Linked DNA regions of Homo sapiens: regions 1 and 3 are each linked to region 2. A link is a contact called in ENCODE Hi-C or POLR2A ChIA-PET data. All regions are on one chromosome and are shown on one strand. The core of a region is the stretch at or near the end of the contact, and the rest is flanking DNA. Distances in the headings are between cores, read along the strand shown.

Region 1 (4,319 bases), core at 576-3,075, 1.5 Mb before region 2:
ACTTTCTCAATGTCACACTGCTAGTATATAGCAGAACTGGTACTTCGGTCTAAGTTTCTAGTATCTCTACATCACTATGCTTCATCAGTCTCCCAAAACCAACAAGACACAAGAAACCAGGGATATAGAAACTATCTATTCACTTGCTGCCTGGGTTCTAATCCTGGCTCCACCATCTACCAGCCATGTAAATTTGGACAAGCTTTGCCTTTCTATATCTCAATTTCCACATCTATATATTGTGGCTACTAATAGCATCTATCTCATAGGCTTGTTTTAAAGATGACAATAGTATCTATCTCATAGGATCATGTAAAGTGCCTGAAACATTGCCTTGTAACATGCTAAAAGCACTACATTAAATATTTGCTGTATTATTTATTGATTACTCTCCATGGACCACGCACTTTATACACATTACCTCATTTAAGCGTTCCAAAAACCTGTGAGATAGGTATTATTAGTTCCATTTTACCTTTGAGGAAATTCAAGCCCAGAAAGCTTGAGGAATTTTTTTTAATCCCTAAACGAGTAGGTGACAAAGTAGGGATTTAAACTCAGGCCCAATTCTAACAACTCTGTGAGACACTCAAGGAAGGTCACAGGCACCCCTGTGATAAGACCTAGGCCTCTTTCATATACCAACATAAGATATACTTCGATTTTAACCAGTTGCACGCAAAAAAAAAAAAAAAAAAAAAAAAAAAAAAAAAAGGCACTAAACAGATGTGATGGTTTTCAACATAGGAAATACCCGAATGTCCCATTACTTTAGGATATGGTCACAGGTGTCAGAGTCAAATACTGAATGAACCTTAATATATCAGAAATTGTAGGTACCGTTTAAGGCATTGCCTGATTCCTTACAATCTTAGCATGTAAGCAAATATCAGTAACATGGAAAGTGATTCAGAGTTTGAAAAGTGGCTGTTCCCCTGACTGAAGATCCCAACATCTCCAGTCTGGTGGCTGATACTTTTGCTCTGGGCTAGGCTTTGCCTTGGCTGAATAGGCATAGGAGGGACTGGTTCTCAAGCTCGCCCCCTGCCCCAGGTGGATGATCCAGGAAACTAAGCAGCAGGGAAAAATTATCTTAAGCTGTCTTCACTGGCAGAGAGATTCAAGCCAGCTGGGGCTTGTCCTTTTCTTTTGGAAGCCTCCTCCACTTGCCGAGCCAATTGCTCAGGTCTCCCTTCTGCCACATCGTTCCCAAAGTGACTCTTGAGACAGGGTCTCAAGAGATTTCCGTGAGCCAACGCGGGCAAATATCTGGGCTCAGGGCTCACTCCATCCCCACAAAACGTAAAGTAAGACACTGGTTCAAGTCCCATTCTGCCTAAAAGAAATAGGAAATGCCACCTCAAGCTCTCATGGGCCACCTACACAGGTAGATCACCGTGTTTCTGACACCTGGGCGCCAGGGAATCCCCACCACCATGCTGACAGCCAAGTGCGACTGTCCCTCCCCTTCAAACACTCCTTTCCTGGCTGCCCAACACCCGAGGCGGCTCAGACGAGGCGCAACCGCCGCCCGCCTGGCCCCAGAGAACCCTCAAGTCGAAGGGGACGGGGTCCCCGCTTGCCCGTCCCTCCAGAGCTCCGCGGCCCCGACTCCCATCCCAAAGGCACGGACTTGGCTCCTGCCCGTGGGGTAGGTCTTCAATCCCGAGGGCGAAGGCCGAGGCTGTGGCGAGAGGCAGGGAGCGGGAGGGGAGAGGCCGGCAGGGATTCGAACGACCCCTAAGAAAGGAAGAAGAGGACTGGGAGGGGCCGGGGAGTACCTGTCGAGACGGGACCCGCCGCTCCGAGTGACGCGCCCCGAAGTGCATTGTGGGGCCTGGGAGGGACCTTTCGGCGACGCTGCGGCGCGTCCAACGTGGCTCGCGCCCGCGGAATCAAACCACGCCCCCGTTCCCTCAGCTCACCCAGGCCAATCGGGTTCTGCAGGAAGGACACAACAACCCCCCAGCTCCCGGGGCCCTCCTTAGTCCCACCCGCTCCAGGAGAGATTGGCAGCTTCTCTCGCACCTGCGCCAGAAAAGTACAGCATCCTCTGATGACAGAACTACGTTGACTTCAGAAATAGGGCCAATCTCTTCCGCTCGCCGCCCTGTTTCTGCAGGCATTTTGTCTCTCACACGCGGCCCTACAGCAGACACTTATAAAGGGGACAGGGAGAAAAGCCCCCTCTGGGTGAGCAAGGAGAAGACCTGGCCCCGTCTATTCCCACACACAAGAAGGAAACTAACCATGGCAGAGAAGTGCCAGATGCTGACCCTGCGACCCCTTCCAGCCTTCGCATCGGTCATGCATTATTAAACAGGCATTTCCTGACTGTTTACCATGTGCCAAGCACCGTGTTAAGCACGGGGTTACAGGAGTGGACATAACACTTGATGGAATTTAAGGAGTAATTGGAGCAAGAGATATTAAAGCATAAATAGTTACAGAACTACAAATTGTCAGTATTGGGAGGGAAAATTAGTGGGTGCAATGATCAATTAATTTTGGACTATCAGGGAAAAGACTTCTGAATAAGTGCCTTTTAAGCGGCAGGCATATTGAAGAGCCTTAGAGAATGTTCCCCGCCAAGGAAATATTGTGTGAGGTTGTCGGGGCATGAAAGAACTTCTTGTGCTCTAGGAACTAAAAGGGAGTCAGTGTGGATGGAGTGTAGGGAGCAAGGAGAAACTTTGCCCGTTGACCTTAAGATATCTTCCAAAATACAGCCTGAAATCTGTAATGTGGCCAATAAGAGTCAGCATGGTCTGGCCCTTGTCTCATCTCAGCCCAAGGTCAATGGGCAGCTAATAAAGACTATTAAGTAGGATCCTATTTGCATATTTAAGAATCACTCAGGCTGTTTGTGGAGAATAGTGTGGAAAAGGGCAAGAAGGGCTGCTGGAAAGCCATTTGGAGGCAGTTGCGTCAGGCAAAGCCAGAAATGATGGGGCTTGAACTAGTGTAATGGGAGTTAGAGACAGAAAGAGGTAGATAATTTCAAGATATGTATAAATTAGAAATGGTATCCAAGGGACTTCATAACGGATTGGTTTGCCGGGAAGGGTCAACAAAAAGGAATATTAAGGATGACTCCTTAAGTAACTAGATGGATTAAGAAGCCATTTACTGACTCATGGAACACAGAAAGAGGAGCAAATGGTTTGGAATATGTTAAATTTGAAATGCCTATAAATGGAGATGTCAAGTAGATTTGGATATGTAGGTCTAGAGTTCAGAAGAAAGGCCTGAACTAACATAAATTTTGTCCTAGATATATACTCAACATAAATGTATTCATATATTCACCAGAAAACATATGTATAAGAATGTTCATGAAATAAATAAATTTTAGAATATTCTGACCAGGCGCGATGGCTCACGCCTGTAATCCCAGCACTTTGGGAGGCCGGGGGCGGGGGTGGATCACTTGAGGTTGGGAGTTCGAGACCAGCCTGGCCAACATGGTGAAACCCCATCTCAACTAAAATACAAAAAAATTAGCCAGGCATGGTTGTAGGCATCTGTAATCCCAGCTACTTGGGAGGCTGAGGTAGGAGAATTGCTTAAACTGGGAGGCAGAGGTTGCAGTGAGCCAAGATCATGCCGCTGAACTCCAGCCTAGGCAACAGAGCAAGACTCCTTCTCAAAAAAAAAAAAAAAAAAAAAGGAAGAAGAATATTCACATAGTAGAATACTATACAGGAAAGACAATAATCTACAACCATATGCAAAGCATGCATGAATTTCACAATCATAAAAATTGAGTGAAATAAGTCAGACACAAAAAAGATTACTATATGATTCCATTTACATAATGTTCAAAATAAAAAATCATATAAGGTAATAGAAGTAAAATATTGGTTACCCAAGGGTAACCAATAAGTTATAATTATTAGTGTTAATAATTAGAAAGGAGCAATAAGGGGCTACTGGAGATCTAGTAATGTTCTTATTGATCCAGGTGTTGATTACATGGTGTTTTCAATTAATGAAGATTCACTGGACTGGATATGGTGGCTTGCTCACACCTGTAATCCCAACACAGCATTTTGGGAGGCCAAGGAGGCCGAGACAGACAGATTACTTGAGCTCAGGAGTTCAAGACCAGCCTGGGCAACATGGCCAAACCCTCTCTGAAAATTGGCCAGGCATGGTGGTGCACGCCTGTAGTCTCAGCTACTTGTGGGGCTGAGGTGGGAGGATTGCTTGAGTCCTGGAGGTCAATATTGCAGTGAGCCATGTTTGTGCCACTGCACTCCAGCCTGAGCAACAAAGTGAGACCCTGTGTCAAAAAAAAAAAAAAAAGGAAAAGAAAA
Region 2 (3,952 bases), core at 467-2,966:
CCCTCACCATGTGACCTTGTGCAAATTATTTAACCTTCTGAAGTCTTATTGTCTCACATTTAAGATAAGGATAATCATATATACTTTATTAATTTAACAGATATTGAGTGCCCTCCTCTATACTTTTCTGGGACCTGGAGATAAAGCTGAGATCAAAATTACTACCTTCCTGGAGCTTATAATCTAATGAGAAGAGAGATACCAGATAAATGAAATATATAGTACTTTAGATGGCAAAATGCTTAGGGGAAAAAGAAGCAAAGAAGAAGTATATAGTGCATGCAGGAAATTGCAATTTTATTTATGTTTGTATTGATACATATTTGTACATATTTATGGGGTGTGGTAGTTTGATATATGCATACAATGTGTAATGATCAAATCAGGGTGTTTAGGATATCTATCACCTCAAACATTTATCATTTTTGTGTTTGGAACATTTCTAATCTCCTAGTTATTTTGAAATATATAACATATTGTTAACTATAGTCACCCTACTGTGCTATCAAACACTTGAACTTATTCCTTCTATCTACGTTTGTACCCATTAACCAATCTCTTCCCTCCCTCCCCCAACTCCACCTTCCCAGCCTCTGGTACTTATCTCTACTCCATGAGATCAACTTTTTAAGCTCCCACATGAGTGAGACCATGGGATATTTGTCTTTCTGTGCCAGACTTATTTCACTTAGAATAATGACCTCCAGTTCCGTAAGATGGGCAGCCAGGAAAGGCCTTACTTAGCTGATGTTTGAATTGTGAAGTTATGTAATCATTAAGATGAGTATACATACAATGGGCCAGCTGAGTGCACAGCAAGATTCAATAAATTCAAACTAACATTACTCTTATTGCCAAGAGAGTGCCTGAAATGACAGCTCATTGGAAACTGGCTACTTTCCTTCCCTTTCCTTAGGGGTTTAAGGAAAGCATGAGTGATTTCAGTCTTTTGCTGGAGCTCCTCACTGACACTCATTGCAGAGCCTGAGCCCTCAACTCTCAATCTTTGCTTAGGTCCTGGCTTAGGCTCCACTTTGTAAGAGGCACCTTCCTAGTATTCACTACTCTCTCTCTCACAATCATGTCCTTACAGACATTGCTGATCCTCTTTCATACTGACACCGGGTTCTAGTCCGAGTTCCATCACTAAGTCGCTGTTTGACTTTGGGCAAGTTACTTCTGTGGTTAATTATTTTTCATCAACAAAATCAAAAGGTGAAACTAGACGAACAACTAAGAGGCTCCAGTATTTTTTCAATCTAAGAGTCCCATATCCCCCACTCCCTTCTCACAGCTCATTCAACAATCCTAATGGCAGCGGGTGCCCGCAGTCTCAAGTCTCTGCCGAAGCCCAAGCCGCTGTCTCGGTCAGTCACAACCGACGAAGAGGAGGAATTGGAGGAAGCCAGCATAACCACTTCACACTGAGAACATCTGACCTTTCCCAGAACGCCCGCCCACTCGACACTTCCTGTCCCTCCCCAGATCTTGTTCCGGGGCACCTACTCGCGTCTAATCACTCCCCTCATTCACTCTTTAGGGTCCATTGGCTGTTTCTTTGAGGAAGCGGAGCATCTTCTGTCGTTGATTGGTTTCCGTCATTGTTGATAGGTTGGTAACAAACAAGGTGTGCCTGGTCTCCCTGGTAACGTCCTGCCGATAGTCCTGATTGGTCGGTGTCTTAATCCCATCTTCCGTCCCAACTGCTAGTGGCTGAGTCCCTGGCGGGGCGCGGCGGTGGAAGGTGTCGCGTACGGGCTTCCCGAGCTGACGTGGCTTGAATTGGGAGGGGGGCAGCTGGAGCCTCAGGCGGCAGCGCTTCTAGGTGAGTAGGGGACGCTACCCAACTCTTCCCTCTGCGAGTCCAATAACGGTCACCCCCGCCAGAGGGGCCGCGGGAGCTGCCCAAGCAGCTACACCGGAGTCCCCTCCTCGCCCCGCCTCTCCCGGATTCAGTCCTGGATCCGGCCCTTCACCCGCCTCCTTCACCTACCAGGCCTAGTTCTAGTAGCCCACAAGCCTCGGCCTCTCCGGTGGGCCTTCGGGGTCACCCTGCGCAGACTTGGACCACTTGCTCACGGTCTGTCCCCTCCCCGGTACGTTTCTCCTCTGGGAGCGACGGGGAAAAGCGCCTAGGTCAGTCCTGTCCGCACGGCCTTGTTCCTGGAGCGGCCTGCCTAAGTCGGCCTCCGTACGCAGCCGCTGACGTCGGAAAGAACCTGCTGGGCCCCTGTGCTCAGGCCCTAAACAAACTTGGTGTCCCGAAGGGGAGGCGCGACCAAAAGAAATCAAAGGTCTTTAGGGCGGAGATCACAGAATCATTGGAGATATTAATGCAAACGGAGGCCTGTCCAATAATCCTGCTAATGCTAATGGGTTACTGGAAAGATGAGAAGAGAGGAAAGATCCCAACGATCCCGTCAACACGAAAATCCCAGGAATCAGAGGTGGGCAGGCTGTTAGAGAAAAAGGAACCTCTAAGAGAGTTCTCGAGGAAAAATAACTTGGTTTGATGGTGTGGAGTATGTTTAATCTGCACAACCGGAATGTGAAAGGGAGGGTGAGTCCTTTGAGGAATGAGGAATATATTTGTCTGACTTATTTAAAGAGCTCCAGTTGGTCTATGGGGAGCGGACAGTTTGAGAGTGGGACAGGGATATTTACAATCATGGGTAAGTACTTTCACTTTTGGAGATAGTTGGAAGCTGTCTGAGCATTTAAAGGACCTTTTTACAGTTCTGTGCAAGATGCAAGCAAGTGGAGGGCTCTTTACATAAGGGCCAGAGGCCTTTCCAAAAGCGTGAATTGATAAGATTTAGATGGTCAGAATGGTTATGAAGGGGCAAACTCAGGAAATATCCTATTGGAAAAATGGCAGGATTTGGTTTTGGAATAGATGCAGGAAAAAGTTGAAGAGTACTCAAAAGTTGCAGGCATTGTACATTAACTGCTTCATAGCTTTTACTTCTCATCCCTTGACCACAGAATGACCATTTAATGTTTTTCTTTTCACTGCATCAATATTTTTTACTACCTCAGCAGCTTCCAAACCTTTTAATTGCACTCCCTATCAGTAAAACATTTTTGAGCATGCATCTCCCCAAATGTTGTGTGTTTAATTATTTATAGTGTATGACTACCACTGTAAATATGTTGTGTATAATATGAAATATGCAAAAGTATAAACGTAAAAGAATGAAGTTTTTAAAAAGCCTTGTCCACACCTTGGGACCTCCCAACCCAATTTGACAATCACGTAAAGATACTTCCTTGTTTTTCAAGAAGGTCGTTGGCATTTCTGGCATCCAGACTCTGGGATGCAGCCTTTCTTAAACATGATCTTTAGAAGATTTTTTTCAACCTTCTGCTTGAGTTTTATAGGCCCCCTTTCTTTTTCTCCCTTTGATTAATGGATTAATTAAAGGGATGTTGACTTTATCCTTGTTTATAAAATAAATCATTCATTAATTTCTCTAGGTTAATTACTATTAGGAATACCACTGATCATTACATACCAGTCTGTGGTTAGAAACCATTATGTAAAAGGAGACTAAGCTCTATATTGCTGTATTTTTAATTAAGCTATTTTAAAATCAGCTATATGCTTTTGATAAAAGGAAATTTAATACAGAAGGATACAATGTAAAAAAAGTCTTTTTCTTTTCTATCTACTGATCTACCCATCTCCATTCCCCACTTCCCAGAAGTAAGCACTGTAAATAATTTCTTGGTTATATTTAAGAAACTTTCTGATCATAATAAAGCACATGATAATATATACCCCCTTCTGTCTTTCCCACAAGTGGAATCCTAATACACATGCTTTTGCCATTTAGTACTGTATATTAGGCACTTTCAATATCCATGGGTATAAAACTACCTCATCCTTTCCATGGCTACACAGCAGTCCTTTGTAAAAATATAAAAATAGTATTTAGCCTGTCCCCATTGA
Region 3 (4,255 bases), core at 889-3,388, 1.0 Mb after region 2:
GCTGAGTTCAATTCCTGGATATCCTTGTTAACTTTCTGTCTCATTGATCTGTCTAATGTTGACAGTGGTGTGTTAAAGTCTCCCATTATTATTGTGTGGGAGTCTAAGTGTCTTTGTAGGTCTCTAAGGACTTGCTTTATGAATCTGGGTGCTCCTGTATTGGGTGCATATATGTTTAGGATAGTTAGCTGTTCTTGTTGAATTGATCCCTTTACCATTATGTAATGGCCTTCTTTGTCTCTTTTGATCTTTGTTGGTTTAAAGTCTGTTTTATCAGAGACTAGGATTGCAACCCCTGCCTTTTTTTGTTTTCCATTTGCTCAGTAGATGTTCTTCCATCCCTTTATTTTGAGCCTATGTGTGTCTCTGCACATGAGATGGGTTTCCTGAATACAGCACACTGATGGGTCTTGACAATTTGCCAGTCTGTGTCTTTTAATTGGAGCATTTAGCCCACTTACAATTTAAGGTTAATATTGTTATGTGTGAATTTGATCCTGTCATTATAATGTTAGCTGGTTATTTTGCTCGTTAGTTGATGCAGTTTCTTCCTAGCCTCGATGGTCTTTACGCTTTGGCATGTTTTTGCAGTGGCTGGTACCGGTTGTTCCTTTCCATATTTAGTGCTTCCTTCAGGAACTCTTTTAGGGCAGGCCTGGTGGTGACAGAATCTCTCAGCATTTGCTTATCTGTAAAGTATTTTATTTCTCCTTCGCTTATGAAGCTTAGTTTGGCTGGATATGAAATTCTGGGTTGAAAATTCTTTTCTTTAAGAATGTTGAATATTGGCCCCCACTCTGTTCTGGCTTGTAGAGTTTCTGCCAAGAGATCAGCTGTTAGTCTGATGTGCTTCCCTTTGTGGGTAACCTGACTTTTCTCTCTGGCTGCCCTTAACATTTTTTCCTTCATTTCAACTTTGGTGAATCTGACAATTATGTGTCTTGGAGTTGCTCTTCTCGAGGAGTCTCTTTGTGGCGTTCTCTGTATTTCCTGAATTTGAATGTTGGCCTGCCTTGCTAGATTGGGGAAGTTCTCCTAGATAATATCCTGCAGAGTGTTTTCCAACTTGGTTCCATTCTCCCTGTCACTTTCAGGTAGACCAGTCAGACATAGATTTGGTCTTTTCACGTAGTCCCATATTTCTTGGAGGCTTTGTTCCTTTCTTTTTATTCTTTTTTCTCTAAAATTATCTTCTCGCTTCATTTCATTCATTTGATCTTCCATCGCTGATACCCTTTCTTCCAATTGATTGAATCGACTACTGAGGCTTGTGCATTCGTCACGTAGTTCTCATGCCGTGGTTTTCAGCTCCATCAGGTCCTTTAAGGACTTGTCTGTGTTGATTATTCTAGTTAGCCTTTCATCTAATCTTTTTCCAAGGTTTTTAACTTCTTTGCCTTGGGTTCGAACTTCCTCCTTTAGCTCTGAGTAGTTTGATCGTCTGAAGCCTTCTTCTCTCAAATCATCAAAGTCATTCTCCATCCAGCTTTGCTCCATTGTCGGTGATGAGCTGCGTTCCTTTGGAGGAGGAGAGGCACTCTGATTTTCAGAATTTTCAGCTTTTCTGCTCTGTTTTTTCCCCATCTTTGTGGTTTTATCTACCTTTGGTCTTTGATGATGGTGATGTACAGATGAGGTTTTGGTGAGGATGTCCTTTCTGTTTGTTAGTTTTCCTTCTAACAGTCAGGACCCTCAGCTGCAGATCTGTTGGAGTTTGCTGGAGGTCCGCTCCAGACCCTGTTTGCCTGGGTATCACCAGCGGAGGCTATAGAATGGCGGATATTGGTGAACAGCAAATGTTGCTGCCTGATTGTTCCTCTGGAAGTTTTGTCTCAGAGGAGTACCTGGCCGTGTGAGGTGTCAGTCTGCCCCTACTGGGGGGTGTCTCTCAGTTAGGCTACTCGGGGGTCAGGGACCCACTTGAGGAGGCAGTCTGTCCATTCTCAGATCTCAAGCTGCATGCTGGGAGAACCACTACTCTCTTCAAAGCTGTCAGACAGGGACATTTAAGTCTGCAGAGGTTTCTGGCTATGCCCTGCCCCCAGAGGTGGAGTCTACAGAGGCAGGCAGGCCTCCTTGAGCTGCGGTGGGCTCCACCCAGTTCGAGCTTCCTGGCTGCTTTGTTTACCTACTCAAGCCTTGGCAATGGTGGGTGCCCCTCCCCCAGCCTGGCTGCTGCCTTGCAGTTTGCTCTCAGACTGCTGTGCTAGCAATGAGCGAGGCTTCGTGGGCGTAGGACCCTTCGAGCCAGGAGCGAGATACAATCTTCTGGTGTGCCTTTTGCTAAGACCGTTGGAAAAGCGCAGTATTAGGGTGAGAGTGACCCAATTTTCCAGGTGCCATCTGTCACCGCTTCCCTTGGCTAGGAAGGGGAATTCCCTGACCCCTTGCGCTTCCCAGGTGAGGCGATGCCTCGCCTTGCTTCGACTCACACTCGGTGCGCTGTGCCCACTGTCCTGCACCCACTGTCTGGCACTCCCCAGTGAGATGAACCCAGTACCTCAGTTGGAAATGCAGGAATCATTTGTCTTCTGTGTCGCTCACGCTGGGAGCTGTAGACTGGAGCTGTTCCTATTCGGCCATCCTGGCTCCACCCTCCCCACGTCCAGTTTTATGGTCAATTTTGATAAAAATTTCATATGCACTTGAAAACAAAGTATATTTTGTAATTGTTGGGTGCAGTGTTCTAAATATGTGTTAATCATTTGTTAAATCTTCTCCATCTCTGTTGGGTGGGTTTTTTTGGTCTGTTTTTTTCATCAATTGCTAAGGAATAAGTATTATAATCTCCAACAGTAAGTGTGAATTTGTCTATTCCTCATTTTAATCCTGTCCATTTTTCATTTATATACTTTGAGATTATATTACTAGGTGAGTACTAATTTATGATTGTTTGAACTTCCTAAAGGATTTAACATTTTGTTATTTTAATATGTCCCTCCCTATATCTGGTAATACATTGTACCTCGAAGACTATTTTGTCTGATATTAAAATAGTTAAAGCCAACTTATTTTTAGTTAGTGTTTGTGTGGTTTACCTTATTTACATATTTCAACTTTCATCTTTCTGTGTCCTAATATCTATGGGATGTCTCTTATAAGTAAGATATAGCTAAATTTTGTTTTGATGACCAGTCTGACAGTCTTAGTATTTTTATTTGATTCTTGGGCCTTGCCCCCAGATATTCTGACTCAGAGTTGATTGGTGCCCAAGCATCTGCATTTTAAGAAGCATCTTGATGATTCTCTTATAGGTGAATAATGCCTTGAGAAATACTGGGTAAGGAGTGCAATCATATTGCCAAGTGGATATCAAAGTGTTTAATGACAGGACTTATAGAGCAGAGGTATAAGACTAAGAATGAGATGCTAATAGGAAGCTAGTACATATTAACGATAAGACAAGGAGGGAGGGGAGTATAGCTGATGGTCCAGAGCATCTAAAGAAGGCAGATTTTTAATATAAGGGTAGAGGAGTAATGCACTAGAAGTAGCTTTGGAGTGTTAGCAAGGCATTTCCTATTTTCTGAACTCCAAGGTAATTAGAATATTGAAAAGTGAACAGCATCTATCTGAGAGGACATAAGGAGAAGTTGTGTTTTCAAGGTAGAGGCGGAGATTTGTTAATAGAATGAGATTGAGGATAGGGTATAATGGAATTTTGTAACCATGGAGTAAGATTCCAGGAGAAAAGTGGAAATATTTGGAGAAGGAAACAATTAGGAGTTTAATGATGGGTAGAGGAAGCAAAAGCAGTCTGAGAATAAGAATATGAGAGACCAATTAAGGACCCAATATGTATAGTAACAGAGGATAACTGGGATATAAATGTCTTGAGTGTAGCTGGTGGCAAAGTTTCCAAAAGAAACTTTATCTCAGCAGTCCCCTGTATGTGAGAGTGGAGACTTGATTTTGTCTGCAAGGAATGCTTTTGTGCAAAGTCCCAGAGAGCAGGCCAACATGAGATTACTAGTTAGTTCTCAAGACACTGACCAAGTTTTAGAAGTAATAGCAGTAATTCCGTTTAGAAACTTCTGCTTTGGGACTGGGTGCGGTGGGTCACGCCTGTAATCCCAGCACGTTGGGAGGTCAAGGTCGGTGGATCACGTGAGGTCAGGAGTTTGAGACCAGCCTGGTCAACATTGTGAAACCCCATCTCTACTAAAAATACAAAAATTAGCTGGGCGTGGTGGCACACACCTGTAATCCTAGCTACTCGGGAAGCTGAGGTAGGAAAATGGCTTGAACCCGGGAT

The links. Hi-C counts contacts between places; a loop is a spot of excess contacts on that map. ChIA-PET counts read pairs that join two places held with the same protein, here RNA polymerase II (POLR2A). Pooled maps may share reads with other maps.
Region 1: a loop to region 2 is called in a map of CD4-positive, alpha-beta T cell, with 14 times the contacts of the local background. The contact joins the promoter of SEC22A here to the promoter of GOLGB1 in region 2. A Hi-C loop is called at or near these places in 7 of 168 maps with a recorded cell type or tissue (B cell, CD4-positive, alpha-beta T cell, CD4-positive, alpha-beta memory T cell and 2 more), 1 of 37 single-sample maps with no recorded cell type and 11 of 50 pooled maps. POLR2A ChIA-PET finds 5 or more read pairs at or near these places in 1 of 52 experiments (Panc1).
Region 3: a pooled map shows a loop between it and region 2 (20-fold over the local background). The contact joins the enhancer-like site here to the promoter of GOLGB1 in region 2. A Hi-C loop is called at or near these places in 4 of 50 pooled maps. POLR2A ChIA-PET finds 5 or more read pairs at or near these places in 2 of 52 experiments (PC-9 and T-cell).

The regions. Positions count from the first base shown.
Region 1 is chr3:123,199,449-123,203,767 of GRCh38, reverse strand. It overlaps SEC22A (SEC22 homolog A, vesicle trafficking protein), which reads right to left and starts at 1,825. Exons shown (of 7, transcript NM_012430.5): 1 at 1,782-1,825. RefSeq lists enhancers at 1,739-1,788, 2,029-2,108, 2,119-2,268.
Region 2 is chr3:121,747,505-121,751,456 of GRCh38, reverse strand. It overlaps GOLGB1 (golgin B1), which reads left to right and starts at 1,716. Exons shown (of 22, transcript NM_001366282.2): 1 at 1,716-1,825. RefSeq lists enhancers at 1,749-1,988, 2,009-2,058.
Region 3 is chr3:120,717,557-120,721,811 of GRCh38, reverse strand. The region is part of intron 2 of RABL3 (RAB, member of RAS oncogene family like 3); the gene reads left to right. Among named protein-coding and RNA genes, the nearest start is that of RABL3, 23 kb to the left of the region's middle. RefSeq lists enhancers at 2,087-2,236, 1,772-2,331. Within about 2 kb of position 2,138, at least 14 of the 41 ENCODE cell types and tissues checked have a DNase peak (open chromatin) inside an H3K27ac peak, as active enhancers do.